Regions from separate parts of the Homo sapiens genome. Here region 1 is linked to region 2. A link is a loop called in an ENCODE intact Hi-C map of the cell type or tissue named here. Cell type or tissue: psoas muscle. All regions are shown on one strand. Each heading gives the region's core, and the rest is flanking DNA. Links, peaks and the distances in the headings are about the cores only. Region 1 holds the start of LOC124900526 (small nucleolar RNA SNORA43). Region 2 holds the start of ZNF385B (zinc finger protein 385B).

Evidence for each region. A loop is a pair of places that touch in the nucleus more often than their neighbours do. Peaks named below come from ENCODE experiments on the same cell type or tissue, not always from the same donor. Only the 100,000 strongest peaks of a DNase experiment are listed, where the experiment ranks them.
Region 1: it touches region 2 in a loop (4-fold over the local background); 2 of 110 quality-filtered maps call a loop at or near these places.

Annotation. Positions count from the first base shown.
Region 1 is chr2:179,925,974-179,941,358 of GRCh38, forward strand. It overlaps LOC124900526 (small nucleolar RNA SNORA43), which reads right to left and starts at 8,565; the gene lies at 8,428-8,565. In psoas muscle, for the core only: a CTCF peak has its summit at 10,918 (motif pointing left); no DNase peak of the experiment used is centred there.
Region 2 is chr2:179,853,573-179,868,957 of GRCh38, forward strand. It overlaps ZNF385B (zinc finger protein 385B), which reads right to left and starts at 8,040. Exons shown (of 10, transcript NM_152520.6): 1 at 7,529-8,040. MIR1258 (microRNA 1258) reads right to left here and starts at 7,336; the gene lies at 7,264-7,336. In psoas muscle, for the core only: no CTCF peak of the experiment used is centred there; a DNase peak (open chromatin) is centred at 7,959; H3K4me3 peaks cover 2,964 bases; H3K27ac peaks cover 4,026 bases.

The DNA of each region.
Region 1 (15,385 bases), core at 6,956-14,955, 74 kb after region 2:
TGGCTGCTTTTAAGATGTTCATTTTATCTTGGATTCTTTTAGCAGTTTGACTATGATGTGCCTATGTGTAATTTAATTTGTATTTATTCAGCTTAGAGTTTGCTGAGTTTCTTGAATACGTGCACTGAGGATTTTCATCAGTTTAGGATTTTTGACCTCATTCTCTTTGTTCTCTTTCTATAACTCAAATTACATGTATGATTGATCATTTTATATTGTTTCACTTATCTCAGACATGTGTTCCACTTTTTCCTCTCTCATTTTTCACTTTGTATCAGTTTATATAATTCCTATTGACCTATCTTCAAGTACACAAAATCATTCTTGTGGTATGTACTCTGGGCTTGTAAGCCCACAAAATAATTCTTCATCTTTGTCATCATATTTTTTCATATCTAGGCTCTTTTAAAAATAGTTTTTACAGCTTTTCTGTTATTTCCTATCTTTTCACAAATACTATTCACCTTTTCTACTAGTACCATTAGCTAGTTTATCATGATTATTTTAAACACTTTGATAGGTTCAACATTTCGATCATCTTTGGGTCTTATTCAAGTGGCTATTTTCTTTCTTGATTATGAGTCATTTTACTTGCTTGTGTATCTCATAATTTTCATTAAATGCTAACATTGTGTATAAAGGAATAGAGATGAAAGCAAATAAAACTTTCACTTAGAAAAGGGTACCTTCTTTTCAGTCAGGCTGTTAATGAGAGAAGTTTAAACTATCTGTAATTGAGATGAGTATAGACTTTCTGATGCTCTAGATTTAGTTCAGCACAGACTTCAAAGGTTTGAGGGTAGGATTAGAATATTCCCTTTAGCACAGCTTGAGATTTGAGTAATTGGAGAGTTTGCCTAAGTTCTCTTTCCCTGACTTTAGCCTTTGGTATGCCTAGTGCACCTGTTTTTCAGGGGATTATCTGTCAGCTCTTTAATTTATCTCTCAGCTCCAGTAGGCTGCTGCTTTAAACTTGTGAGGCCTGAAATGCCTGGAAGTTTTCTCGCAGTTGTCCTGCTTTACCTTCAGGTTTCAGCAGGCCCAGAACACCTGTATCTAAGAAGAGCAGTGACATCTCTCACAAGTGTCCTACCCCTCACCCAACCATAGAAAGCTCCCCATTCTCAGGCCCATAGTGCTTTATGGAATTCCCTCCATTCTCCTGTCTTCCTTCATACTTTAGCCTGTGCTTCTGAAGGATAGATCTCTCCACTTCTCTGTCCTTCCCCAATCTTGCCAGCAATGACTCAGTGGAGGCCTTTGGAAAACATCTGAAACGAGCAAACTGTCTTTGTATATGGGCCACTTAGGGTTTCTGAATCATCATACCAGCCTTTATTTGGCTTTTAAAAATATGTTAAAAAGCTCAGCCATTTTCTTCTTATTTGCTTTTGTGGCAGCTTCCTCCTCCTCCAGCTTTTCTACAAGGATGGAGTAGCTGAGGATTTCTTCTCTCACTTTGATTTAGTTCATTAGTCTTTTCTTGCATCCTCAGCTCTTTTGCTGAATCAAACCTATGAATTTGTTATCCCCTTTCATTCTTATTAGGGTAGGAGCAATGTTTCCTTGTGACTTTCTATATTCTACACCCTAAGTGGATGCAAAGGAGCTAGTATACATATTCAAATAACATAAGACTATCTCTTAAATCTTCCTATACAAAATTAAGTTCTTCAGATAAATTTATGTTATTTCTCCTATATCCAGGCAGGATTATGATTACATTAACTTGGATTTGATCCTAGAGATTCTCAATCTTTTCTTGATAAAGTTACTTTCAATATAATAGAAGTTTTGTGTCCTATCATAGAAATTAGATCTAGTGTAATTAAACCTTATCCTAAGCAAGTCCCTCAACAATGAATCATCTCTCTCCCAATGACTCCCCACCACCTACTCTGTCACTTAGGCACCTTCCTCTAATATGCCTGTTCTTTAATCCAGCCTGCACATTGCTTAGAGAGAAACACTAAATCACAGAGCTGATCCTGTAAGTCCCTGTCTTTGAAGCCCTTCAATGACTCCCCATAGCACAGTTAACGATGCTCTTCATGATCTGGCCCTGCATTATTGTTACAACCCCTCTGCTCTAGATCATAAGGTATACAGTTTTGTTTGCATTCAACACCTATTTTGAATTCTTTTCTGTTTAGTAGTAGAAAAGTTAATCTAGTCAATTTTGGGTAAATCCAGTGAATTCATTATTTTCTTGCTCTTCATTTTCTCCCCTAGGTTGAGTGTCTCATTCCTGATTGTCATGGGCCTATCTTGAAATATTTCAGTTATCATCACTCTTCTACACTGGAAAATCCAGCAGTGTCTGAGTTTTCATTAGTCCTCTAGTCATGGGTTCCACATTATATCTGCTGCTGTGTTTTTTTCCTCCTTGTTATGAAGCCCAGCATCACAAATTCACAGGTTCTCAGTGTCATCTTCACAGAAAAGTCTTTTGGCTACTTCCGTCTCCTGGTTGAGTCTTACAAGGACTCTAAGACTTCCTACGATTCTTCTGTCTATTCATTATATTCAGAAATTTCTAACCTACTCTCTAGTGCTATGGTGATACAAAGAATTCTGTGGGGCTTGTCCTTTTCTAGGCAACCAAGAGGGGCAGCAGAATACAAGCCTCCTTAACTGTATTAGTTTGTTTTCATGCAGCTGATAAAGACATACCAAAAACTGGGAACAAAAAGAGGTTTAATTGGACTTACAGTTCCACATACTGGGGAGGCCTCAGAATCATGTTGGGAAGCAAAAGGCACTTTTTTTTTTTTTTTTTTTTTTGAGACAGAGTCTAGCTCTGTTACCAGGCAGGAGTGCAGTGGCACAATCTTGGCTCACCACAACCTCCGCCTCCCAGGTTCAAGCAATTTTCCTGCCTCAGCCACCTGAGTAGCTGGGATTACAGGCATGTGCCACCATGCTTAGCTAATTTTTGTATTTTTAGTAGAGACGATGTTTTATCATGTTGGCCAGGATGGTCTCAATCTCCTGACCTTGTGATCCACCCACTTTGGCCTCCCAAAGTGCTGGGATTATAGGCATGAGCCATGGCGCCCTGCCAAAAGGCACTTCTTACATGGTGGCAGCAAGAGAAAAATGAGGAAGAAGCAAAAGTGGAAACCCCTGATAAACTCATCAGATCTCATGAGACTTATTCACCATCATGAGAATAGCACAGAAAAGACCAGCCCCAATGATTCAATTACCTCCCCCTGGGTCTGTCCCACAACATGTAGGAATTCTGGGAGATACAATTCAAGTTGAGATTTGGGTGGGGACACAGGAAAAGCATATCATTCCACCCTTGGCCCTGCCAGATCTCATGTCCTCACATTTCAAAACCAATCATGCCTTCCCAATAGTCCCCCAAAGTCTTAACTCATTTCAGCATTAACCTAAAAGTCCACAGTCCAAAGTCTCATCCAAGACAAGGCAAGTCCCTTCCACCTATAAGCCTGTAAAATCAAAAGCAAACAAGTTACTTCCTAGATACAATGGGGGTATAGGTATTGGGTAAATACAGCCATTCCAAATGGGATAAATTGGCCAAAAAAAAGGGGTTACAGGGCCAATGTAAGTCCGAATTCCAGCAGGGCAGTCAAACCTTTAAGCTCCAAAATGATCTCCTTTGATGCCATGTCTTGCATCTGGGTCACACTGATGCAAGAGGTGGGTTCCTATGGACTTGGGCAGCTCCTCCCCTGTCGCTTTTCAGGGTACAGCCTCCTTCCTGGCTGCTTTCATGGGCTGGCACTGATTGTGGCTTTTCCAGGTGCATGGGACAAGCTGCCAGTGAATCTACCATTTTGGGGTCTGGAGGATCTTGGCCCTCTTCTCACAGCTCCACTAGGCAGTGCCCCAGTAGGGACTCTGTGTGGGGGCTCCAACCCCACATTTCTTTTCCTCACTGCCCTAGCAGAGGTTCTCCATGAGTGCCCTGCCCCTGTAGCAAATTTTTGCCTGGGCATCCAGGCATTTCCATACATCTTCTGAAATCTAGGTGGAGGTTCTCAAACCTCAATTCTTGACTTCCGTGCACCCACAGGCTCAACATCACATGGAAGCTGCCAAGGCTTGGGGCTTCCACCCTCTGAAGCCACAGCCTGAGCTCTACATTGGCCCCTTTCAGCCATGGCTGAAGTGGCTGGAACACAGGGCACCAGGTCCCTAGGCTACATACAGCATGGGGACCCCAGGCCCGGCCCACAAAACCATTTTTTCCTCCTGAGCCTCTGGGCCTGTGTGGGAGGGGCTTCTGGGAAGTTGTCTGACATGGCCTGGAGACATTTTCCCCATGGTCTTGGGGTTAAGGCTCCTTGCTACTTATGCAAATTTCTAGAGCTGGCTTGAATTTCTTCTCAAAAACTAAGTTTTTCTTTTCTACTGCATCGTCAGGCTACAAATTTTCTGAACTTTTATGCTCTGTTTCCCTTTTAAAATGGAATGCTTTAGCAGCACCCAAGTCACCTTTTGAATGCTTTGCTGCTTAGAAATTTCTTCCGCCAGATACCCTAAATCATCTCTCTGAAGTTCAAAGTTCCACAGATCTCTAGGGCAGGGGTAAAATGCCACCAGTCTCTTTGTTACAACATAACAAAAGTCAAGAGTCACCTTTGCTCCAGTACCTAACAAGTTCCTTATCTCCATCTGAGACTACCTCAGCCTGGACCTTATTGTCCATATCATTATCAGGCTTTTGGTCAAAGCCATTCAACAAGTCTCTAGGGAGTTTCAAATTTTCTTACATTTTCCTAACTTCTTCTGAGCCCTCCAAACTGTTCCAGCCTCTACGTGATACCCAGTTCCAAAGTCGCTTCCACATTTTCAGGTATCTTTTCAGCAATGCCCCACTCTACTGGTATCAATTTACTGTGTTAGTTTGTTTTCACGCTGCTGATAAAGACATACCCAAAATTGGGAATAAAAAGAGGTTTAATTGGATTTATAGTTCCACATGGTTGGGGAAGCCTCAGAATCATGGCAGGAGGTGAAAGACACTTCATACATGGTGGCAGCAAGAGAAAAATAAGGAAGAGGCAAAAGCAGAAACCCCTGATAAACCCATCAGATCTTGGTGAGACACATTCACTATCACGAGAATAGCAGGGGAAAGACTGGCCCCCATGATTCAATTACCTCCCCCTGGGTCCCTCGCATAACATGTGGCAATTTTGGGAGATACAATTCAATTCGAGATTTGGGTAGGGACACAGCCAAACCATAGCATTAACTTTGACAACTTCAAATTTATATGGGGTCATCTGTTCTCCCTTGAAGTTTAGAGAAATCTTATCTTAAATTGGAGTTATAAAAATGAATTCTGCCTCATAACATTCTTCTCCAGGTATCTCTGACTTACTCTTGTACTACAGCTTTTGAAACTCAAAAGCCAAGACTTGACATCTTTGTTCTCTGGTTCTATAGGGACATCTCCCAGTGAGCACAATGTGGCCCCCTGTCTAATAACTTAAAAGCAGAAAGGGAGTACTGGGTAATAGAAAATAATGGGGAGATGGAAGGAGAAAGAGAACCGTATCACTTAATATTTCAAAACATCCACCACATAAACTTGTTTTTACCCTTTTCAGATTAAAGTACTTGAGACCAACAGAAAAGCAAGATAGCAGCATTCCCTACACTACTCCTAGTTGTTTTTTAAAGGTGATACTATTGCGCCTCTATCAGTAGAGCATATACTTAGGTTGGGTTTTTTATTGTGTCCATATAGTATGTTAACCATTCACCAGAATCTCCTCCACCCTACACTTCTGATCAGTAATACACACCAGATGAACAGTAACCAAGAGATAGGGGCATCGCCTACAATGACACAGCCAACAGAGCTGATTGATTATACAGAGGATTCTCCTAAAAACCCAGATTATGAACCACAAGTCTCTTAGAGTTAAGAACATTATAAAAATTAATGTTCTTAATTGGTAGGACAGCAGTCCTGCTACACTGCAGAGATGCTCTTCTTCTTCTTCTTCTTCTTTCTTTTTTTTTTTTTTTTTTGGAGACAGAGTTTTGCTCTTGTTGCCCAGGCTGGCATGATCTCAGCTTACTGCACCTCCACGTCATGCGTTCACGAGATTCTCCTGTCTCAGCCTCCTGAGTAGCTGGGATTACAGGTGCCCACCATTACGCCTGGCTAATTTTTGGTATTTTTACTAGAGATGGGGTTTCACCATGTTGGCCAGGCTGGTCTCGAACTCCTGACCTCAGGTGATCTGCCTGCCTTGGCCTCCCAAAGTGGTGGGATTACAGACGTGAGCCACTGTGCCCAGCCTTGGCCTTCTTCTTTATGTTGCATTTTGGCATACAATAAAACCATAGGGTCAGTAGGGACCAAGAGCTCAAACAAACAGGAGATGCCTTACATGCTCAAATAAGAGAGAATTCTTTCTTTCAAAGGCTTATAGGAGATTCCACAACCCTCCATAGCCAATTTGTTCAACATTTCTCTGACAGAAAATGTATCCATTAAAAAGAAATCATGCAGCTGCTGAACAAGTTTTGACGGTTATTTTCTAAACCATGGTGATAGAAACAGTAATACCATGGCTTTCAGGGAAAACCTTAACATATCTGAAGGTCATTCCTGAAGCCTTCAAAGAGGCTAATATATAAAACAAAACAAAACTGACAATGACAAAAACAATGAAAGAGGCATTTTAAACATTTAACATTTGTGAAGCTAAATATTGAGGTTTTAGGTTGCAAAACTGACTACTTAGGAGAAAAGACCAGAAGAAGAAATCTCTCTCATGATTAAATAAATTTAAGTTTATAACATTATGCGGTGTTACACTAGTTGCTGTGCAAAAAGTTCAGGGATTATTTTTTGTATCAGACAGCTTTTGTTGTGTAGCAAACTATTAATAAATACTCTAAAACTAGTGGCTTAAAAGAGCAAACATTTATTAGTTCTTGAAGTTCTGAGAGTTGGCTGGGTGTCCTTCTGGTCAGTGCCAGACAGCTCAAGGCTCACTCACATTTCTGGCACTTGGCAGGCTGACTGGTCTGAAGTGGGTTTACTACTGTGTGTGGCAGTTGGCCCAATGTTGGTTAGAAAAATGGCCATGATCTCTCATCATCCAGCAAGCTAACTGGGGCTCATTCTCTTGGTGACGAAAGGATATCCAGCATCAGGAGAGGCCAATCCTCTATGCACAAGAACTATTCGAGCTTCTGCATGCATCATACTTGCTAATGTTCCATTGGTCAAATTAAGTCATATGCTGGATTTAAACCTCTCACAGAGGTGTGAAAAAATATTCCTGGGGTAAAAAAGTTGAAATTCTAATTATGGTTCAGATAAAAACTCAGATTTGGTATTGGGTATCTATTTTGGTACCAAGGGTGAAGTGAAGGAGTATATCTCTTGATGATAAGGAGTATATCTCTTGATGATAAGGAGTATATCTCTTGATGATAAGAGGAATTAGAGAAATTTGTGGCCATGTTATAATCTCCCACTTCATGCATCTTTGTCTACAGTTAAGATGAGGCAACAATTTCAGCTGTATTTGAGTTGAAAAGAAGGTCAAAAGCAAAGGTTATTCTAGGAGACTTTTAGATAGCTTCTTTTGCTATTTCTACTGAACAGAAGGTGTACAAATCCTAAGGATTCACAATTCAATGTAAAATGAATACACTTGTGTAACCAACACTTATGTCTGAGAAGAGAATATTACTGACACCCCAGTAGTTTTTTCCCAACATTTATCCCTTCTTCAACATTACCCCACTCTCCTTCTCAAAGGTAACCACTATTCTGACTCTATTAGTTTTGCCTGTTTTACAACTTCGTGTAGATGGGATCGTATAATGTGCATTCCTTTGTCTGACTTCTGTATTCAGCATATATGCTTGTTAGACACATTCATGTTATTGCATGTAGCTGTGGTTTTATCACTTTCATTACTGTATAGTATATTCCATTGCATGAATATAACACAAATTTGAATGTTTGGGTTATTTTCAATTTTGGCTGTTGTGCATTTCTTTTGTTGCACCTGTGTGCACATTTTTATTGAATAAATATCTAAGAGTAGAATTGCTGAATCAGGTCAAGCACAGTGGCTCACGCCTGTAATCCCAGCACTTTGGGAAGCTGAGGCGGGTGGATCATGAGGTCAGGAGTTTGAGACCAGCTGGGCCAACATGGTAAAACCCCGTATCTAAAAGAAATACAAAAATCAGCCAGGTGTGATGACAGATGCCTGTAATCTCAGCTACTCAGGAGGCTGAGGAAGGAGAAGTGCTTGAACCCAGGAGGTGGAGGTTGCAGTGAGCCGAGATGGTGCCTCAAAAAAAAAAAAAAAAAGAAAAAGAAAAAAAAGAATTACTGAATCATAGGAAACATTTATGTCCAAATTTAGCTGATACTATGCAACAGTTTTCTTCTTCTTCTTTTCTAAGAAATGTCAGGCTATAAACCATTCTTAGTGCTCACTGGTTTGTGAACACTGAGCATAGAAATAGCCACTTTTTCTTTGCTCCAATAGTACAGGCACAGCACAGCAACTGTGTCTATGGGGCTGGCAAGTCCAGGATAGCATCTGCAGGGCAGGGCAATGATTTTCTTTAACACACTTTCATGCATACATTTGATCTTCATTTTGGTGTCCTAGGTTTTAAGCTAATGCATTTTTGCCTTCTACTTTCTCCTGGTTTACCATAAAATGCTTACATTTGGACTTCAATTGGGTAAATAGTAGTTTGCCTTGCATTTAAAATTTCATAAAACCTCAAGAATCCAAAGTGTATCAAATCATCCTGCCTAGGATTCAAGGAAAATAACTGAACTGTTCCCCATTCATTCATCAAATGTTTATTGAACACCTACAAGCAATTTTTTTATTAAACCTGGGGATATAAAGAAATGTAAAATTCAACTTCCAATCTCCAAGAAGTATCTACAGTAGTTGATGACTCTTTCATCAGTAGCTGTCTGCCCCTTTCTCATGCCTTCCTGTCCTCCTGTCATTTCAACAATAGTTGCCTGCAGCATAAGTAAGCAATGCGTAGCAAGCTGGTAGCCATGAATGGGATTATTTGTGCTACTGTAGGCAGCATCTTTCATTTACCACAAACAATTTTCTCTTCTCTCCTTTGGATAACTATCCATGAGTTTAGTCTTTCCCTTTTCTGGACAAAAAATTATATTAAGGAGAAGAGTAAAATTGTTCTAGAAACTTGAGGAATGGTGATAATACTTATTTTTCACATTCTTTCCTGTATTTTAAGGGTCTGTATGTATTTGTTGTACTTGTGTATAATGGGATTTTCAGACTACATTTATATTGTGTAAGAAGATTGAAAATGTTCACAACGTTCCTGCTGTTCAGTATTTCATATTCTAAAATGATCTCCAGAATACATTGGTTGTTAAGGTAATGTGCTCAAGTATCTTTGTGGCTTAAAGGAGGTATTACAACTCCCAAAATAGCTATGCTTAGTCCTTCTCACTGGTAATATAAAACCAATTTTTGTTTGTGAATTGAATTGTTGCACCTGTGCAGTGCATTTCAAAGCCCAGGAAGGGTGCTGTTAAAGGAGAGATTCTCTGTAATTTATAAAAATGGAGCAGTGATTTCTAGTGAAACAATCAACCTCATCTAAAAATCTCTCATTTAGATGTTTCCATAAAATATTAAGAGACACCCAAAGGTCCTTTATTGTATTTTTTCCATAGGCATCTTTATTGAGTCTGTACTTATTTCCATCTACAGTTAAAGAGCTGCAAGCAGAAGTATGCAAGCAAAAGTATAGGATGGTGGGAATAGCTGATTGTACCAAATGATTCAAACTATCCATCAACAGGAAAATCCTTGAATTAATACAGATACTTTTAGTGCAAGTGGTACCAATCCAAACCAAAGTAGCTTAAGTAGAAAGAGGATTCATTGGCTCATATAACTGGGAGGCTAACTTCAGCCACAACTCAATTCAGGGACTCAAACAAAATTGTTCAGATTCTGCTCCTCTCTCTGGGCCCTGCTTCCTTTTGAGCTGCACTAATCCTCTCCTACTGCACCCTACCTTTTTCTATGGGTCAGTGACTGCTCCAGCTGCAATAAACACCCTTCCTGCTCTGCTATGCCTTTAGACATGGCCATGTGTTTCATGGCCAAATTGAAAAACTACGAGAGAAGAACTCCTTGTGGCCCAGCTTAGGTCATATGCTCCTTCCTGAACCAATTACAGTGCCCAGGGGAATGGGGTACTAGGAGTGGCCAGGCCAGAAAGTTATTTTGTTAGCTGGTTCACTAGAATCATTTCATCAGAGAGAGGAACAATCCTCAGACAAAAAAGCAGCAAATGTTCAGTACAGCTCTCACAGGGGCTTCACATATATTAGTCACAAAAATAGTTTTAGGGCAGGGAAGATCTATGGTTAAACAAAATAGGGTGCTATATAAAGAATGGAACTCACAATGACTCCTAACTCATACCAAAGATACTCATTCCAGGATTTCCTGTTACCAGGAGAGAAGCTGACTTGCAGTTGATTCAATCTCATTTGCTCAATCTTTTAGGTATCGTAATCCATGAAATTACTGATAAAACAACTAGGTAATTCACTTTAACAACCACTTGACTGTCACTGAAGTGTCTGATCAAAAATTAAGGTGTTAGCTGTGTGAGGTGGTATGTGCCTGCAGTTCTAGCTACTTGGGAGGCTGAGGCGGGGGGAACACTTGAGCCCAGGAGTTTGAGACCAGCCTGGGCAACATAGCAAAACCCTGTCTTTACAAATAAAAAGATGGTTAAAAAAAAAATTAAGGTTCTTGCAAGAGTGAACCTTCCAAGGTAACCTATGGACTTTGGGTGATGATGTGTCAATGTAGGTTTGCCAATTGTAGCAAATGCACCCCCTGGTGGGGGTTGTTGATAATGGGGAGGCTATGCACACGTAAGGAGCAAAGCGTACCTGGGAAATCTCTGTACCTTTTGCTCAATATTGCTGTGAACCTAAAATTGCTTTAAAAAATTAAGTCTATTAAAACATTAAAAAATACAGACATAACAAAATGAAGGTATTCAGGTATTAGATAACCTAATTATCTAATTCTCTAACATAGCATTAAAATAATTCAATAGTCACAGCTAGTTGTCCCTCAGATAAAAGTTGGTTACAGCTACAGTAAGAAACCAGAACCTGTATGGGACAATCATATTAACAGGCAAATAATAATGCTTATATTTGCAGAAAACCTACTTATTTCCCTAGAATATCAAAGTATCTTGACAAATAAAAACAGTTGGAACATTGCTGTACACCACTCTATTAAATGAGTTCCTCATTTAAAACAAATTTTGTCCTCACAAAAACAAGAGGGCAATATAAGTCTACAGAGCTTTATTTGAGTATACAAAAGTGATGCTGTGTAGGACAAGCACCATCATTGCCATCCACTGGAGTAATTCCTAAATGTTAGGTCTATGACAATGGTAATGAACTGGGACAATCTTTCCTCCCAGGGCATAATTGGCAGTATCTGGAGATGTACTACAGGACTGGGAGATTTGTACTCTTGGCATCTAGCAGGTAATGCCAGGATCACTGCTGAATATCCCATGTTGCATAGGATAGCCCCATACAACAAATAATCAACTGGTGCAAAATGTCAACAGTGCTGAGGTTAAGAAACTCTGGCCTATGGCAAGATGCAGAGGGAAAGGCAATGTTTAAGACAAAACCCCTGCCCCCAATGATTGTATAATCTGCTTGAGGGGGTAAGATAAATGATAAGGGTGTTTCCTAGCTTTTCTTCTAGGACGTTTATAAATTGAGGTCTTACACTTAAATCTTTAATCCATCTTTAGGTAATTTTTGCAAAATTTTTGTAAAAAAGTTTGTAAAAAGTAAGAGTCTAGTTTCATTCCTCTGAATATGGCTAGCCAGTTATCCCAGCACCATTTATTGAACAAAATAAATCATCAACAGAGTAAACAGATAACCTATAGAATGGGAGAAAATATTCACAAATTATGCATCTGACAGAGGTCTAATATCCAGAATCTATAAGGAATTTAAACAAATCAACAAGCAAAATATAAATAACCCCATTAAAAAATGGGCAAAAGACATGGACAGGTACTTCTCAAAAGGAGACATTCAAGTGACCAACAAACATGAAAAAAATGCTCCATATCACAATCATCAGAGAAATGCAAATCAAAACCACAATGAGATACCATGTCATACCAGTTAGAATGGCTATTATTAAAAGTAAAAAAAAAACAACAGGTGCTGACGAGGCTGAGAAAACAGAACACTTACACACTGTTGGTGGGAACGTAAATTACTTCAGCCACTGTGGAAAGCAGTTTGGAGATTTCTCAGAGAACATAAAACAGAGCTATCATTTGGCCCAGCAATCCCATGACTGGGTATATATGCCCAAAATAATGTAGATTATTATACCAAAAAGACACACACACTCATATCATCATCACCATGCTATTCACAACAGCAAAGATGTGGAATCAACCTAGGTGTCCATCAATGGTGGATTGGATAAAACAAACATGATACACACACACCATGGAATATTACACAGCCATAAAAAATGAAATTATGTCCTTTGTCGCAACATGGATGCAGCCAGTGGCCATTATCCTAAGCAGATAACAGGAACAGAAACCAAATACCACATTTCTCGGTCGTAAGTGGGAGCTAATATGGACATAAACATTGGAACAATAGACACCACAGACTACTAGAGAGGGGAGGGAGGGGATGGGGATGGCAGCATAAGTCGAAAAACTACCTATTGGGTACTAGCTCATTACCTGGGTCTCACATACCCATGTAACAGTCCTACACGTGTATCCCCATATCTAAAATAAAAGCTGAGGCCAGTCAGGGTGGCTCACGCCTGTAATCCCAGCAGTTTGGGAGGCCGAGGCAGGCAGATCATGAGGTCGGGAGTTTGAGACCAGCCTCGCCAACGTGGTGAAACCCCATCTCTACTAAAAATACAAAAATTAGCCAGACATGGTGGCAGATGCCTGTAATCTCAGCTGCTTGGGAGGCTGAGGCAGGAGAACCACCTGAACCTGGGAGGCGGAGGTTGCAGTGAGCCAAGATCACACCGCTGCACTCCAGCTTGGGCGACAGAGTGAGACTCTGTCTCGAAAAAAATAAAATAAAATAAAATAAAAGCTGAAATTTTAAAAAAAGGATAAATGATAAAAATGATCTCAATACACAATGCATTAAGTACTGATTACAGGGTCTTTTAACACATGGGGCTTGAATTGCTTACTTTTATGAGAGTAGCAAGGAAGATGTGCTGAATTTTGAAAGATTTGGATAGGCAAACAGAAAAGGATATTTCAAGTGGAGGGTACACTGGAGGCAGACATCCAGAGATGAGAAAGAACAATGTCTTTTCAGGACAGTAAATAACCAGCCCTGTCCAGCAGTGTTTGTGCAGCAAGGCAATCAGCAAAAAACGTTTTCATTTGTCAAGCGGGATCACGTGGCTGATGCAGTCCTGGCTCTGCCATGTCTTAGCTGGGTAAACACCAGCGTGCAAGCTGTAAAATTGGGATATCTCTTACCTTACAGTTGTTCCTGTAAAAATCAGACACTGACAAGCCTGTCACATCGTCTTGCTTAAAGGATGGCAGCTCCTAGAGCAAACATTAAGAAAACACAGGTTGAACTTGGACTTTAAAGAAACTAAAGTAACAGGGTGGAAATTTACATTTATCCTATGGGCTGGAAGAGTCATTGCTTCAATGTATAAGGCAGTGACAAGATGAAAATAATGCTTTCGATTAATCTGAATCTAGGTAGATGATACCTAAGTGGTCTCTCAGCTTTTCTGAATGGCTAACATTTTTCAAAGTATAAGTTTTTATTTTTTAAAAAACTTGACTATTTTCTGCTTCCTCCTGTAATAATTTAGGCTCAACTGAGAAGAGGTCCCCGTTGCTCATGGCTATATCCTCAGCAACTAGCATAGTATATGACACACAGCAGAGATAAACAATAAACTATTGTCTAACAGTTGAAACAGAAAAGAAAAAGTAAAAAGGGCCAGAACTATGGTGACAGCAGTTTGTGTGGGAAGATAGGGGTGCATGCCAAAGTTTTCCAAAGCAATTTGGTGATTTGGATATAGACTAGCAATGAAAACTCAGGTGATGGGAGATTGGTGGAACCAATTGCAGGAGATTAGAAAATATGCAGATTTTAGGAAAAACGAATTGTATTTTACATCCCTGGATTACAAGGAGGGAGTAGGCCAATGAAATGCAGAACTAAAACTTGACAAAAGTTTTAGAGCAATTTAGCTAGCGGGGATTACTGAGGTTAGCAAAGTAAAAGGTGTTTCAAGAAAGATGAAGGACCTTATCTTCCCACTCTATGAGGAGCAGAAACCAAAAAATGACCTTCTATGTCTAACAGTGCCATTCCAAAATTAAGTAATAGTTTTTGAGGGTCTAGAGTGGAGTCACAAATTAGCTACTGTAAAGTTAGTTTGCCTGTAGATCATTTTGTTTGGACAGCTTAATTCTGGCCTATTTAATAGTCAACATTTAAAAATCAGAAGCTCCATAAAAATTCGGATTATTTAATTCTTTCAAATACCAGGGAGATGGTCAACCTTGTCTTCATTTTAACAGGCAGAATTGGATGAAGCTGAGTAAATGGTGCTGCCTTTAAATGACTCCAGTTCACTACCCAATTTGTCTCATTTGTGATTTTCACCTGGCCCCTGTAGGTATTAGAGTTTGCAATTCCTGGTCTAATGGTATTATGTCAGCTTTAATGAAAATGGTTAAGAATAAAACCAGTAACAGCAATAATAGCACACTGAGCACTTAGTTGCAGGCACTAAGTATGCCACAGAGATCACCCACCATTTGAGGGAGGTGCTATAATTGTACCATTGTACAGGTAAAAAACTAAGAGGTTCAAAGACCTGCCTAAATGTCAACAGCCAGAAAGGGGTAATGGTAAGATTAAAAATCCAGTCAGACTTAATTTGCAGTTGCCAAATAGTATTCAAATTAAATGGTACTAAGTTACCCTATATGAAATCTGAGTCTTTTCCTAAAAGCAGATACCTCCATTTCAGCCACAGGAACTTGTGCTCTTTTCCGCAGTAAATACACGGACATGCACACCTCTGTGTGACTTTGGGTTGTTATCTCATTGCCTCTTACCTGTGCCTAAGATGATCTGAGATGAACTCAATAGCTTAGTTTCTTGCCATAAATCATGAACTTTGGGTGGCGGGAGGGGAAGGTGGGAGTGGTAGAGACTTGTCTTCATTTTTATGTCTAGTAAACATAAAATGCATAGATGCAATTAACCAACTTCAAGAAACTGAAGTTCTAATTGGAGATATGCAAC
Region 2 (15,385 bases), core at 4,915-12,914:
AAATACCTAGTAAGTTTCAAACTGAAGGTTTAAAAGTCAGAGTTGCACAAGTTATCTTGGCAAAGAAATCAGTGTACCTGCAAGTATTTAATATTAATAATTAAATTGTATAATGTACAATTATGGCTACCTGTATGAGTATGGTAGGTGCCAAGAACTTTGTGAAGTATGCTATGTGCATTATCTAATTTTATCTGATGACAACCCCATGGAAGATTCTTTCATTATATCTCTCAGACTTGGTAAACGAAAGCACAGAGAGGTTAAGTAACTTAGTCAAAGTCACACAACTAATAAATAGAACTGAAATTTGCATCCACAAAATATGACTTCAGAACCAAACTCGACATTTAGGCTCTGCTATTTCCCATCTTCAATAGTGCATCACGTGCAGGGACTAAGATGTGTTTAATCATCAGCATTTCCAGATGTCTAAGAACATGTGCAATGGCTAATTTATTTAAAGAAAATTTCATATATATAAAATTGAAATGGCTGTATTTATATACCAGTATGTGTATCTGTATACAAACAATGGCATTTTTGTGCTCTTATTCTAAGCATTAGATTTTTCTCCCTCAGCCTGTGAGAAAAAGTTTTTTCACATCCAAAGTATCAAATCTAAGGAAATCACAGGGTCTACACCATTTCTCTGTGAAGTTTAAATGCTAGTGTTAATGCCAGAAGTTTTCTACTCTTACTTGTAATGTTTAATTTCCCTAGGCTCAAATTTTAAATATTCTAAATTCTCTGGGTCTCATTTTTCTAATTTATCAGTGAGGATTTTGTACAAAGATCTCTTTTAACTCTAAACATACAATGACACTGATTTAATGATTGTCTTTGAATGAATGGTAGTCATTTCCATATCCTTACCTATTATTAGGCTGCCATAAAAAAAAAAAGGCAAAAACTGTAACTACTTTTGCACCAACCTATTTCACAGGAATAGGAATCTGTTAAGCCTAAGAGGAATTTGAAGCTGAGCCCTGGCTTGAAATCAGTATAAACCAACCAAGAGTCCAGGCCTCCAGACGATGAAAACCTTATTTACTACACTATCCGTCAGATGGACCTCTTTAACTAATGCAAATCAAAAATCACAGCTCTCTGTAGAATTTTACACAATTTTAACACTGGTATACTGAAGCAAAGATTTAGAAGAATTCGCTCATTATCTCTCACAATGGGCCTTTTCTTAGTGTAGCTCAAACTACTTTTTAAAATTTCATTATGTCTTCTTAATTGTGTTATTAAAAAAGTACACATCACATCACAGTATGGAAAATAAACATTAGGCTGTTAGTGAAGATTTAACTGCAAATATTGTCCTTGATCCTAAAGTAAATACAGAAATGAAACTTTTTATTCCAAGAGAAAACAATGAAAAACTGTACTCATCTACAGTTCTTTCACATGCAAAGGATATCAGCATAACAATCTCGATAATCATGATCGAGTAGCTCTGCCAGGCCCACTGGAATCACAGAGCACCTCTTTTATTTATTTTCAGATGTGTACAGAAAAAAAAAAGTGGAATATGGTCCCCAGTTAATATTGTTTATGTCCATTTATCTAATCTTCGTTTTGCTGATATAATGATAACATAATAACATAATGGCTATTTCAGAATCTCAGCCAAAAAGAAAAGAAAAAGTTGATTAGCTTTTGCCTGCATAGCACAGGATATCTCTCTCTGTGTGCTTTTCTTATTTTTAAATTCCATTTCCCATTATAAACTCAGAAATGTAAATGCTTTGTACATTCATTTTTATTTCCAAAATAAAATGCTCTCTTAGGTCCATGAATTTCAATCTTTTTTACTTGTTGATGATAGAACTGTCTTTGTTAAAAGACTAAGTCATTTTTCATAAAGTAGGTATGAAAGCCTGGTCATCTTTTGTACCAGTTTATATGTCTTTTAATCCATCTCTGCTATTTATGAGATCATAAAGTTGATGTGGCACCAAATAGATCAAAAGCAAAAGGGCAATTGTTTTGTATCAGTATATATACTTTCTTCAGTATTTTTTCACTGACTTCTAAAAAATATGCTCATAAATTTCTTTTCAGACTGATTACATGGTGCTGAATATCTTGAAACTGACCAGGGTGGGCAAGAAAAGTGTTCACTTGGCTAAGGCAAGATGACCCTTAACCAATGCAGTGAGTGTAAGTTTTAATAGTATGATTATGGTGATAAACAGCTACTACCATTTCTTGAACAACCACAGTGTGCACAGTACTCTACTGCTGGCTCCAGGGTCATTATCCTATAACCAAGTCAGCCCATTTCACAGATGAAGAAATTGAAAGCCAAGGAAGTTAAGTAACCCCTGCCCCAAGCTCTCAAATCTGGTGGTGAGTGGCTAAGCCATGGTTTGACTTGGAAAAACACTGCATTCCTAAATACCGCACTACACTGCCTTTACAGACCAGGTACTATAGTTCTCCATCCAGGCTGGAAAGGGGGAGATTTTTAAAATACTGACATATTAAACCATCCCCTAGAAATGGCTAAGAGCATCACTGTTTTTCTAAAGTTCCTGAAGTGATTACAGTGTGAATCCAGGAGTGAGAACAACTGGATTAGAGGATACCAGGGAATATTCATTTTCTTAAGAAATAAGAATATTTCTTCAATTAGTGCTAGAATAACAACTAAAGTTCAAGTTGTTTATCTAGAACAGGAACCTGAAACAGGAACACCAGACGGGGGCATACATCAGCACCGGGATCATCAGAAGATTTTTGTTTCCTCCCCTCAACCTGCTCCTCCTTCTGCCCCACGTGCAGATCCCACATGGCATTTTAGTGCTTAAGTAGACCCAGGAAGTAACCCACGCCCTTCATCTACAAGTGATACAGGAGCCCAGAAAAGAAACAGCTGTGCCCAACATCTCACCCTAGCAATAAGGAGAGCTTGAGTCTCCTGCGCCCTATTTCAGTGCTCCTTTTGCTAAAAAATTTTGGAAGCAGTAGGAAAACAGGTGGGGCATAGAGTCAGCCAAGGCACCTGAAGAGAATTTTAAGAAACAGAGACAGCAGAGACAAAAAAAAAAAAAAAAAAGTCAAAGCAGAGTGGGAAAGGAGAACAGCCACAATCCGCAATCTGCAAATAATAGGGAAATGAGAAGGAATATTTAACAAAGCAACGCAACTGGCCAGAGAAAAATGTAGTAAGGAGAACTAGCAACTGCAATCATGTATCAGTAAAATGAGGTAAAAATACAAGGGAATAAACAAACCTTCCATTCAGCTTCAGAAAGCATATCCAAGCCCACAGTACTTTCAAAATAGAAAATAATATTGAAGCAAAAACAAACTGTAGGAAAATCTCCAGGCAGAGAGGCAGAGGCTGCTAGAAAATCCCAAGTCTGTTAAGCATCATCTACTGCACCTTGCTTCTCAAAGCGTGGTTCAAGGATCACCTATTTCAAAATTACCTGGGAGCTTGTGAGAAAGGCATAATCCTGGGCTTATTCCTAAACTTGTTCAACCAGAATCTGCATTTTAATAAGATTTTCTTAATGATTTACATGCACATTAAAGTTTAAGAAGCACTGGTTCTACTATAAAAACCATGTTGAGGTGTTAATAAAAGACAGTTATTACACAAATTGGTACTACAGAACTCGGTAAAATTCAATCCAACTAGTTAAATTATTTGTTGATGTCCTATGATATGGCAGGCCCTGAGCTGGGTATTTCAGGAAATGAAGGTCCCATGTTAGGCAAGGTTGGTGCAGTGCCCTTAGGGGAGAATGCACAAAGCACATATATATCAGGAAGACACTGACTCGTAGTCCACACGGAAGAGATCAAGCAAAATATAACAGAGTTTGCTGGAGCAAAAGCTGGAGTGCAGAGGGAGATCAGGAAGCATGTGCAATTGCACTGACTCTCTCGACAAGTGGAAATAATTGTAGGGAAGTGAGAGGGCCCTTCCTAGCAGAGGGAACAACATAAGCAACGACACAGAGCTCAGAGACCTGCTGTGTTAAGGAAACACTGCCTTCAGCCTAGAGAAGTCTCAAATTGTATCAAGGAGACTTGGGACTCTATGACGATGCCTCAGGACTACTAAGGGTAGGGAGGGGGAGCTAGTGGGATTGTTGGGACCCCATTCCAACCATTTAAGATTATATTTTAATAGATTCCAACATTGAAAAATAATATTTGAAATGTATCATGGAGCCAATACACATGGTGCTTTTAAAATTATCACCTAGTGCCGTGCTTGTCATGTAGTAGGCACTCAAATATTCACTGAATAAATTAATAAATTAATGACTGGATCAACCAACCAACGAGATCAAAGTAAAAAAAATGCAGAGCTACTTTGAGGCTGGACTGCAGAGGGTCTTCACTGTTTGAGGAGGGGTTTATATGTCACTTGGTAGGACACTAAGGAAAAGTTTACTAGCCAGTGATTAAGCTTGGTTCTCTTTTGGGAAGCTTATTCTGCACAACCAAGTGTGAAATGAATTGGGAGAGAATGGAGATGGGAAACGAGTCAGGAAGCCACTGTGACAGCCTCTAGAAACAGATAAGAAGACTGAAAAAAATAGCCACCATGGGAATAGAAAGATGAAGAAGCAGGCATCATAAAGCATCATGGAGATGAAGTCTGTGGGACTTTGTGAATTTTATGTGGAAAGCAAAGATACTGGGAGGGTCATCAGTGACTAGGAGAAATATTAAAATTGACACAAAGTCACCCTTGTTCACTTAGGAGAAAGATGTTAATTAGAGCTTAAACCTGGTAGAGTTGAGGCACATAAGAGCAATATAAAGCTGTCTCTTAGGTGGTTCAAAATGTAAATATAAAATTTTGGAGGGAGAGTAGAGCTAGGATGTCACTTCAGGAAGAAATAATCTAGCACTAATAAAAAGAAACAACTGAATAAAAAGTAACATACAAAAGAGCAAAAAGGAGATAACCTATAATCTATAAAACCACAGAGATCAAGAGAAATCCCCAAAAATTTTTTTAAAAAAAGAAAGAAAGAAGAAGAAAAGGTAAAAAGACCATATTGAGACACAGTGGGGACAGAGTCAGGAATTGGGGTGGTGGCAAAATAGAGATAATGAAACGGCGTGGAGGGGTTATAATAAAAACCAGAGACACATAAAAAGCGGTGGGAAACTGGGACAGACACACACTCCCTGTTCTTTAGATCTTTGAAGACATATAGGATATTATGGGAACAGCAGAGCAAATTTTGCCCTTTATTTATGTGAACAAAGACTCACTCCTGTAAGAAGTTAGCTAATTGCTCAATTTTTAAAATATAAATTGTTGCTATGAAAAATCAAGCAATGATATCTTCAAATTCAGCTTGGAAAAAAAGTCTAAGGGCAGGGGAGGCGGGGTGGCCAGTCCAGGGACTTAAGATCCTTGTCTTTTTCATGGTGCCCAACTCCACATAGCATTAGTCTGTACAGGCATTTCACCTTTCAGAATTGTTTTGAAAGATTTTTTTTTCTCTGAATCAGGTCACTTGCCTGAGAAAAAGAATGCTGAGAGCACCTGATATGCTTTGATCGATCCTCATTTAATAGTTACACTTTTTAAAGTTATCTTCCAGCTGCTGACAGGTCTCACTAATTGGCCATATTTGGGTGACAGGTACTAATGACAATTCCCTCTCTGATTTGACTATAGAGGAGACACCTCCGTTTGGTTTCCTTTGTACCTCAGTTGAAGAAAAATACATTAAATTCATTGTTTTCTTTTTGCTCTGTGAATCTGTATATTGTTAAAATGCTGTAAAATATCAACATTTTTTTCAATATAGATGATACTTAGTGGTTATTAAACTTCTATAAAGAGATCATTACTTATGTAATGTAAAATAATATACTGCAAACAAAGCACATAAGAAACTATGCTGCAAAACATTGTATCACCAAGATGATTCCAACATGGACAGTAATTTTTCCTTTGTTAGGAGAATTCACCTTCCCCAAAGCATTTTACTACAAATGCATCCAAGAGAGGTCAAGGAGATCTACAAGAATAGCTATCTGATTTGTGGTTTTTATCCCAAGCTTCCTCAAATCACTTTTGGAAATAGGTAAGAGTGTAAATTATAAATCCACAAATATTTAATTTATGGGAATATAGAATCTGAAAAACAACCAACACTTTGATCAAATAAGCATCTTTTTCATCTTAAAAACCTCAAGTAACAGAACTTGCAATGCTGTATTTTGCATTCTAAAGGCATTTATCTGTTACAGGGAAGGGGCAGCACATACTCAACGCACACATGGCATCAAAATAAGATTAAAGGACTCTGAAAACCAGTGAAATTTGGCCTTGGAACATTTAAGGGAGTTCTTTCAAGCCAAAGCCTTTAACTTACCTAAGATGTAGCTTATTGACTTTATGAAAAGCCCTCTTTTTAATTAGATAAATGCATTTCCTACCGTTTCATGAATTGTGTGGACGCTGCCAGTTTCCACGCTTTAGGCTAGGCCCTATAACAGAAATGTTTTGTTCCTTCTATAGGAACATCTTTTGCTACTACATCTTGACAAAGTTTGCATTCCCCTTGGTGTGATATTCCTCAGCAAAGCAAAACCAAAAGGAAATGCAAACCTCATCTCTGTATGAAAATGAAAGAAGACGTTTCCCAACCCAAGAACTTTTGAGAGCATTCCAAAACTGCGTTATTTTGTATTCATGGGCGTGGGGAGAGGGGGGATACTTCTTGGCAATTTATTTCCCCTGAAGAACAGCACTCCCTATCCAGGTTCACCATAAAAACTGTGTGTCCTCCAGAGTCTAGGGAAGCATCGTCCTGCCAGCTCTCCCTTCTCCCCACAGGCCCCCGCACATAACAGTGGCGAAACAGATGGTCCTCCCCCTCCCCTTCTCCTCGTCCCTTCCGCAGTCCCACAGTGTCCTCCCACCCTTCCCTGACACCTTCACCAGCGCTTAGTGGCCGAGGCCGCCCGTCAGGGCTCCCAACAAGTGCAAACTTCGGGGACCTTCTCTCTGCTCCTCTGCCCCCATCTCATCTGGGTTCTGCTGCAGAACTCTCCCACGACCCCAAGCTTCGACCGCTACCCTCCTCACACACCTCGGTCCCCTAACTACCCATTTCCCGGTCATTGAGAGAAAGACAAACCCCAAACTTCCAGCCCAGGTGACGAGGCGCTGCGGCTAAACATAGCGGGGCACTCTCCTCGTCCTTTCCCCTCTCCATCCGTCCTTGGGAATTGGAGCCTACCCTGGGGAACAGAGGAGTATGCTCCTGTGGCTTCCACGACCTAATCCTAACTCCAGGGACTCGCAGGAGTTAGGATTAGGTCGTGGAAGCCACAGGCGCCTGGGCGCCCTCCTCTACAAGTGGGACCTTGAGACAAAGTGCAAACTCTACCGGGAGGGGGGCTCCTGGCCATTCCCTCGGGCGGCGCGCCCAGGTGCAGGCTCGCTCTGCGGAGGAGGGCGGGGGCCGGGCAAGCAGAGGGCGCCCAGTCCGGGGGCGCCGGTCTGGGCTGGGCGCCCAGAGCTTACCTCGGCGCGCGGGCCGCGGGCGCGTGGGGCAGTGGCTCCTCCAGCCGGGAAGCTGTTGCTCACGCTCCGGTGGTTGCTGCGGTCCCGCCAGGGCTGCACCGGGGCTTCGCGCAGACGTTCTCCCGCGATCTGCTGCAGCCCAGGCGGTGGCGGTGGCGGTAGCAGCGGCGGCGGTGGAGGTGGCGCGGGCGACAGCTCGGCCCGGCGCGGCCCCTGAACTGTCCAACTCTTGCCCGCGCCGGGCTTAAGCGCCCGGCCGCTGCCCCCGCGCTGAGCGCCTGCGCACCGGGCCTCGCCCAGGTGAGGGGCGTGTGCCCGGAGCCCGCTGGGCGCGCCCGGCCCGGCCCGGCCCCGCCGCACGCCCGCCCCCCTGGCCTGGCCGAGGACCCCGGGGTTTGGACGTGCCAACGCCACTCTCGCGCGCCGAAGCTGTGACGGTTTACTAAGCAGAGACTTGCGAGGCACACAGAGAGGGAATGAGGCGGAACCGTTCGGGGGCTCGTTGACACTGCAGAGCCTCCCGCAGCATCGCTGCCTTAAATCCCGCCTTTCCAGGCGTGCGCGCACAGCGAGCCAGAGGAGGCTCCGTCCCGACCTGGGGTCCCCCGCGGTCCTCAGCCCGGGGGCTCGGGTCCCCGAAGAGATCCTTGGCAATGGCAGAGGTCCCAAAGCCTAGATGCCAAGCCCCGCGATGGGGCGGATGCTTCCAATATTAGTCAACCCAGAGTGAAACTCTCTTCTTGGAGATCGTCAGACCAACTATTTGTTTTTCCTCTTTGACCACCCCTGGGCTAGCAGAGCACAGCTAGCAGCTTCGGCATATTTGGCGGAGCCGGGAAGGCCCGGAGCGCAAGAAGGCATCGCAGCCTCGCAGCAGATCTGAAAGGGTTGTGGGCGGGGGGCTCATTTTCGCCGGATTTCTTTTCCGTGTTTAAGTTTTCAAAACTAAAACCTGTCATCGGTTACCCTGATGTAGAGGGCATCTTCTGAAAATTAGTGCAAACATGGCCAAGGTGCTTGGTTCTGAAAGGGAAAGCACTTAGAACACTTAAGAAAGGGAAAATAATTTTAAAAGAGCAGTTTTCTGAGATTACTTCTTTGGGGAGAAGTTCAATAGTCATAAATGACAAGAGAGTTGTGTTATATAGCAGGGATTTTTTTTTAACCAGATGATCTTAAAATATTTTTCTTTGGTTCTTGTCTCAGATGATTGACACTACGTAAATAATCCTGCAGCTGTTAATGTCTTGGCATAATCGTCTAGAATAAATATCTTAACGTCCAGCCAAAGCCAATGTTGTTCTCCCAGGGTGGGCTTCAGATGTGACAAACAATCACACCATCCTAGAGCTTTCTAAGGGAGCAGGCTGTGTTTTTAAGCACCTTGGAATGTAGAGTTATTGCAAGCACCAGCACATTTGAGGTACCAGCGTGAGAAAGGGCATAAATCTGACTTACAGTTTTTGTATTTTTAGAATCCAAATATCTTCACATCCAGGTCGGCAGTCTCAATACTAAGAACAAACGTTTATTGGTGTGCTTATTCTTAAAACTGTACCTTATTTGAAGTTGCTACAGAAGGACAGCACCAAAATTCAATCATTTTAACCCAAAAGAACATGAGCTATGATAATTGCTTAAATTATCTTTCACAAAATTATGATCTTAAGGTCTCTTGTCATCAATAAAGGTTATGTTGAAAACACGTCTTTCACAAGTCCCTGAAGGTCAGTAAGATGGAGCTCTGGCAGACTGGGACAAGCAGGAAATTCCAGAGGCAAAAACCTTCCATGAGAAAAACACCCAGCTTCCAGTGCCATGCACTTCAGAGTTGGGACAGCGTGGTTGTCGAGGTTGCCTCTGAGCTCAGGTAAGTATTGATATCTCCAGGAATCTAAGATGCAGAGAAAGGGGTGAGGGCCCCTTAAAGTCTCCAGTCAACACCTTGGATTGCACTTGGAGGCAAATGAGTAACCTCTGCAGAGTGGAACACCTGTGAGAAGTGTTCTCCGTGGCTTGCACAGTTTAGCAGCATGTGCATTTTTTATGTCCTGCAAACTGCAACTATATCCTTCCCTCCTCCCTGTCTATTTTTAATCACCTATAGCTAAGACTCACGGCAGAGAATAATTTGAGGGTTGCATTTCCTAACAGCTGAAAGAAGCATAAAATACATGCAGACAACTCCCAATTATTCACCTGTGACATAACTGACTAAGAATCCTGCCCTTCACGTCCTTAGCCAAGGCAGGATTAAGGCCTCTGGAGCCCCAAGCACAAAACAATTGCAGTGCCTCCTTTGTAAACGCACTTCAATATGGAAACAACATTAAATTTAAAAACACAATATTTAAATATATAGAGAAAAAACAGCTTCTGTCTCGATTTTCTGATGCAAATGTGTTTCTATTGTATAATTTGTCATTGAACATGCCTTTACAGTGTTATCTGACATAGGGGATTCTCCTGTCCTCAAAGCCTCCAAGCACCATTTTCCTGGAAACATTCTGGCTCACTCCTGGCAGTAATGGAGTAAACCGACTCAGAGAACTATAGCCCTAGGTTCGGGGCGTTAGGAAAGTGGTCAGGATAGCAGCAACACTGGAAGGGTAGTTCATCAAGGAAAGAGCCCAAATATCAAGGAGGAACATAACAGAAAGGGATTAATTTAAGGTTTTTTTTCTACTTTTGTGTTTATGAAGTGTATAGTGCATTAGTTCCTAAATATTGAAGACCTTAGCTAGACGAACTCCTTTTAACTACATTCACAAATTTACACTTTCCAGTGAATAAAGAACTTGGTGATAACAAGGAACATCAACAAATTTGGAGACTTCATAGTTCCCTTAGTTTTACTATATGAGAAATGGAAATGAGTTCATACATAAGATGTATACTACTCGGGTGATGGGTGCACCAAAATCTCACAAATCACCACTAAAGAACTTACTCATGAAACCAAATACCACCTGTCTCCCAAAAACCTACGGAAATTTTTTTTAAAGATGTCATATTGTAAAACAAGGCCCTACAGACATTTTGGATCACTTTGCAGCCATCAGTGAGACTCTGTTCTCCAGGCAGGGTGCCATATTTTGAAAACCACTCCTGCAATGGAAGAAAACTGGACTACCTAGGAATAGAAAACCCAAAGTTGAGGGGTATAGCTCAGTGGGGAGCATTTGACTGCAGAAAACCCATTTCTTAATAGGCTACTAAATTATATTTGTTTACAAGGGTGCCTGAATATCTTGTGAATGTCAGAAAATTCTGTATTTTATTTCAATGTTCACATGTTGTGAGAAATTAATGGGATAGAGGTTTTATAACATTTGTTCTTAACAGTCCGAACTCAGGCTCAGTTAAAAAAAAAGTATTTCTTCAAAGACACTTATAGTAATTGTCTTAAGGAGGTCTGCCCACTCAAAATAAATAAAAATGAATTGTAACAAAAAAATGGGGATTTATTGATCAGTAAGTTTTCAGTATCATTTTCTTGTATGTTTGAAAAAAAATAATGGAATTGATAGATTTTTAAGGCTAATGAGATGATTTTAGGTAGAAGTTCCAAATTTGACCTAGACTTATATCTCTAAAAATGTGTGAAAAAGTATAGTTTATTTTAACTGTAAATCTGAAAGTTGTTCCTGAGTTGTCAATTTGTGTTTTACATTTGTCTCATTTTTAAATCTGTTTAAAATCTAACTGTAGCATATGTATTTGGAAGGTGAAAGGATATAAAACTCCTTACATCTCAAGCCTACTTGAGAAACTGTGCTATTCTTTTTGTCTCTCTCTGTGTCGGGCAATTCTTTTTATGTGAATCTTTAGTATTCTTTGAAAAAGAATTGTCCTCTTGGCCTATAATTATTTTTTAACTGGAAATTGGGTTCCCTTTCATCTTCCTTTTTTATTTGAATACTCTTAGCAGAGAAAGGCCATGTATTTAAATTCCTTGCTCACTAATACATCTTCCTTTTTTACATTTAACACATTATGATTTATTTTGATATTTCATTATCTTGATATTTAATTATTTAAATATTTTTCTCAAGTGTGACTGAGCTGTTTGTTTTCACTCTTTCCTCCTATAAATTTGCTTTCTTGAGATCTAGTGGAATTGGTGCTTTGCTGTGACATCATGCCCCCTCTCTGGGGCAGTAATATCTTTCATATCCAGAGGTGATCAATATTGTAAAAGTATTCCTTCTAGACTGTAGCCATGGCTTTGCAGTAATAACAGTGCTTCTTGTTATGCATCTGTCCCTTTGAAACCTAATCCAGCACTGCCTTGGGCCCCAAGATGAAGACTACACTGATTTTACAATACCCCAAATCCTTTCCTGATTAGATTGCAAGGTGATTACTGTGGTTAACACACATTCCCCAGTTTGGCTCTTTGCTCTGAGATAAATATAAAATAATTAATCTTCTCTTAACTGCATTTGCAATTTTGATTTTTCTTCCACCTTTTATAAATCTGAACATAGTAACACTCCTTTCAAAAATGCTCCATTATTTTCTAGGCTCAGTTTTTCAATTCCTTCCCTTGGGCAAGTAACTCATAACTGCCTAGTAACTGTGGAAGCTCCCCAATGACTAGTATCTTTTGATTTCAAATTGTATTTTTAAATCGTTTTCCATTTTAACCAATATCATAATTTTAGATAAACTATGTTTATTTAATGTTGAGCTTACTGTGTTGAATAACTTTCAAAAAGCTTTAATGTCTAAATAGGCAACACTTAGCCCTTATCAAAGAATGCTGTGTCCAGACACTGTACACGTGCATTGTCTCATTTTATTGTTATGAGAAGCCTATGAAGGAGAAATTGTTAATACCACTTTACAAATGGGGAAAGTGAGAATCAGTAAGTTTGTGATATGCTCAAGATCACAAATTGGCAGAGCCACAATTCTAACCCAAGTTTATCTCAGCTGTAAAAAGTTCTTTGTATGCTACTTCTTGAGGTTAATCAAAAGTGTTGATTAGACTGTAAGTTCCGCTGAAAGTAGAAATCCTATCCTATTGGTTCTTTTGTCTTTTATAATACCTAATACATAGTGCCTTATAAAGAACAGCTCAGTATCCGTTTGCATAGTACATGGTTTTACATTTTCTCTTCTTCACGTGTACAGCTAGTGTCACCATAGCTTTTGAAGCCATTCTCAACTTAGTTTCCTTAAGGCAGGGTTACCTTAAAGAAGTTGAGAAGTCTGAGGAGAAAGACCCCTATTTATTGATAAATTATGAATACATTGTAGCTTTTGACCTCTCAACATTTTTTGATTATGGATGACCAGCTGGACCTCCCTAAACAACTCCCTAAAGATAGTAGCTATTTCCTATCTCATCTTTTCAATAAGGTTTTCAGACCCTTAAAGCTAGGAACTATTTCTTATATTTTGTTTGCATTCATGCACTACCTTCAGTGCCTAGGACTACCAAACCAGCTGTAGATATTCAATGCAAGCTTAAATGCAGCTGGGAATTTTTCAGTCTTATGCACACACATGTAAATGACAGGATCTGATTTCCTGCTGCAACAAAAGAAGTCACTTTCAAGAAGCCAGGTCCAGGCAGTCATTCAATCATTTCAATAATTATTCTGTATTTAATATACAAGTCTTTCCACTAAGCACCAGGGATACAATAGTAAACAACATGGAGTTTATAATTTACAAGCTGTAGAAATAATAATGGTTTTACTATAGACCAAACAATGGTTGCTTCTTGTCCTATTATCCAGTACTTATCTCCCTGTTGTGTTCCCTTTAGTATGTTACATTTTCACTTTGCTTGTCAGGTCCCTGCTCCTTCCCTCATTTTCTAATTCGGCAATCCCTTTTCCCATCTCTCATTTTTATTAAAGATAATATACTAATAACCCTTTCAATTTGAAAATAGATTTTGCTCACGTTTTCCAGTTTCCAGCTACTGGCCAAAATTCATTTCCCTCTTTTTATAAGGGGCCGGCACTACTTGGCCAGTTTAAGGAGCCATCAAAATCCTAGCAACAACAACAACAAAAAAACAAAATGTTATTGAAGCTGAGCTAATTGATGGTATTTTATGGAAGTCCTTTGTGGACAGAGCCCTTTATCCAAGCACCTTTCAAGAGTTTTCAAGCCATTAGGATCAAGGCTAGAGTATAAGTGACAATCGTTTAAACATCAAACATTACCTGAAGAACTCCATGCTAATATAGGCATATTCTAGGGGACTGGTAGAAATCATTGTAGCTCAGGTGGATTTTCTGAAAAAGGTTTCTTAAAGGAGATGGACCCAGCTGAATTATAATTCAGGGAGCAGGGGTGGCATGAGCAATAGGGTGGGGTTATGAAAAAATCTGAAGCCCGGAGGACAAAAATGCTAGTTTCATCTTCTTGGACAGTGATCTTGGGCATTTGAAATAAATTTCCTGAGCCTCTGTTTCCCTATCGTTCAGCTTTGGCACTATCATGACACTTTCTGAACTGACCTCTGTGAGCCTCTTCACATTTGGAACTGTCTTCACTTGCGGTTTTTTCACACTTATGAATGAAGTTTTCTCACTTTAGATACAAACATTTAAACTTCCAAAACAGATCAACTAAATTGGTAGTTTACTACATTTTAAAAACGTATTTGCTTAAACAAATTTCTTCACAAGGTCTGATTTGTTCCCCATGGGATAATTGGCAATGTATGTGAAGACATTTTTTGATTATTACAAGTCAGGGATGCTGTAAAGGGCAGAATGCTGCCAAATAAATGTGAACACATAGGACAGCCTTCCACAGCAAATAAATGTCCATTAATAGCCAAGGTTGAGAAATTAATTAAAAGGATTATTTTCTATAGACAAAGGAAAGGTATATATAACGTTCATGCCTGCTAAAAATAAACATTGATTTAAAATAGCATGAGATAGCATCAAATTAGCAAACTTTAAAAAAGTTATTAAGATAACAATTCTAGCAGAATTGATATTCATTGGCTCAACTGCTTTTCCTAAGAGCAGTGTACCATATTTATCAAACTCTTACAATGATTATTCCTGTTGACTCAGTTGGCAATTTCAATCTAGAACTATATGTCATGGAAATAATGTTAAATGCGGGGGAAGTGGCCCACCAAAAATATTCATCATAGCTTTATTAATAGGAAAATCTGAAGACAATCTAAGGGGAATGGTTAAACACATCTCATTATAGGAATGTTATGTAGCTATTCTCATACATGATGTTTGTTAGAAATTTGTAGTAACATGAAAAATTATTAATGATAATGTGTAAAGAAAAGGAGAAGGGCCAGGTGTGGTGGCTCACGTCTGTAATCCCAGCACTTTGGGAGGCCGAGGCGGGCGGATCACGAGGTCAGGAGATCGAGACCATCCTGGCTAACACGGTGAAACCCCATCTCTACTAAAAATAGAAAAAATTAGCCGGGCCTGGTGGTGGGCACCTGTAGTCCCAGCTACTCAGGAGGCTGAGGTGAGAGAATGGCGTGAACCTGGGAGGCAGAGGTTGCAGCGAGCCGAGATCGCGTCACTGCACTCCAGCCTGGGCAACAGAGCAAAAGACTCCGTCTCAAAAAAAAAAAAAAAAAAAATAGAAAAGGAGAAGATAACTGGAATATAGCATGATCACAACAAAGCAAAATAAATCAATGCCTGAAAGATTGAAAGAAATGTGAAACACATCCATATAAATTGATTTATAAACATTTTGATTGACAACATTTCAACCACACTGTATAAGTCACATAATACATACATGGACACATCTCCACGATTGTATTTTGTGGCATATACCATCCGATGTTTCTTTCACATATGTTAAGTTTTCCTGATTTAAAAATCTAGGAAGACAGGA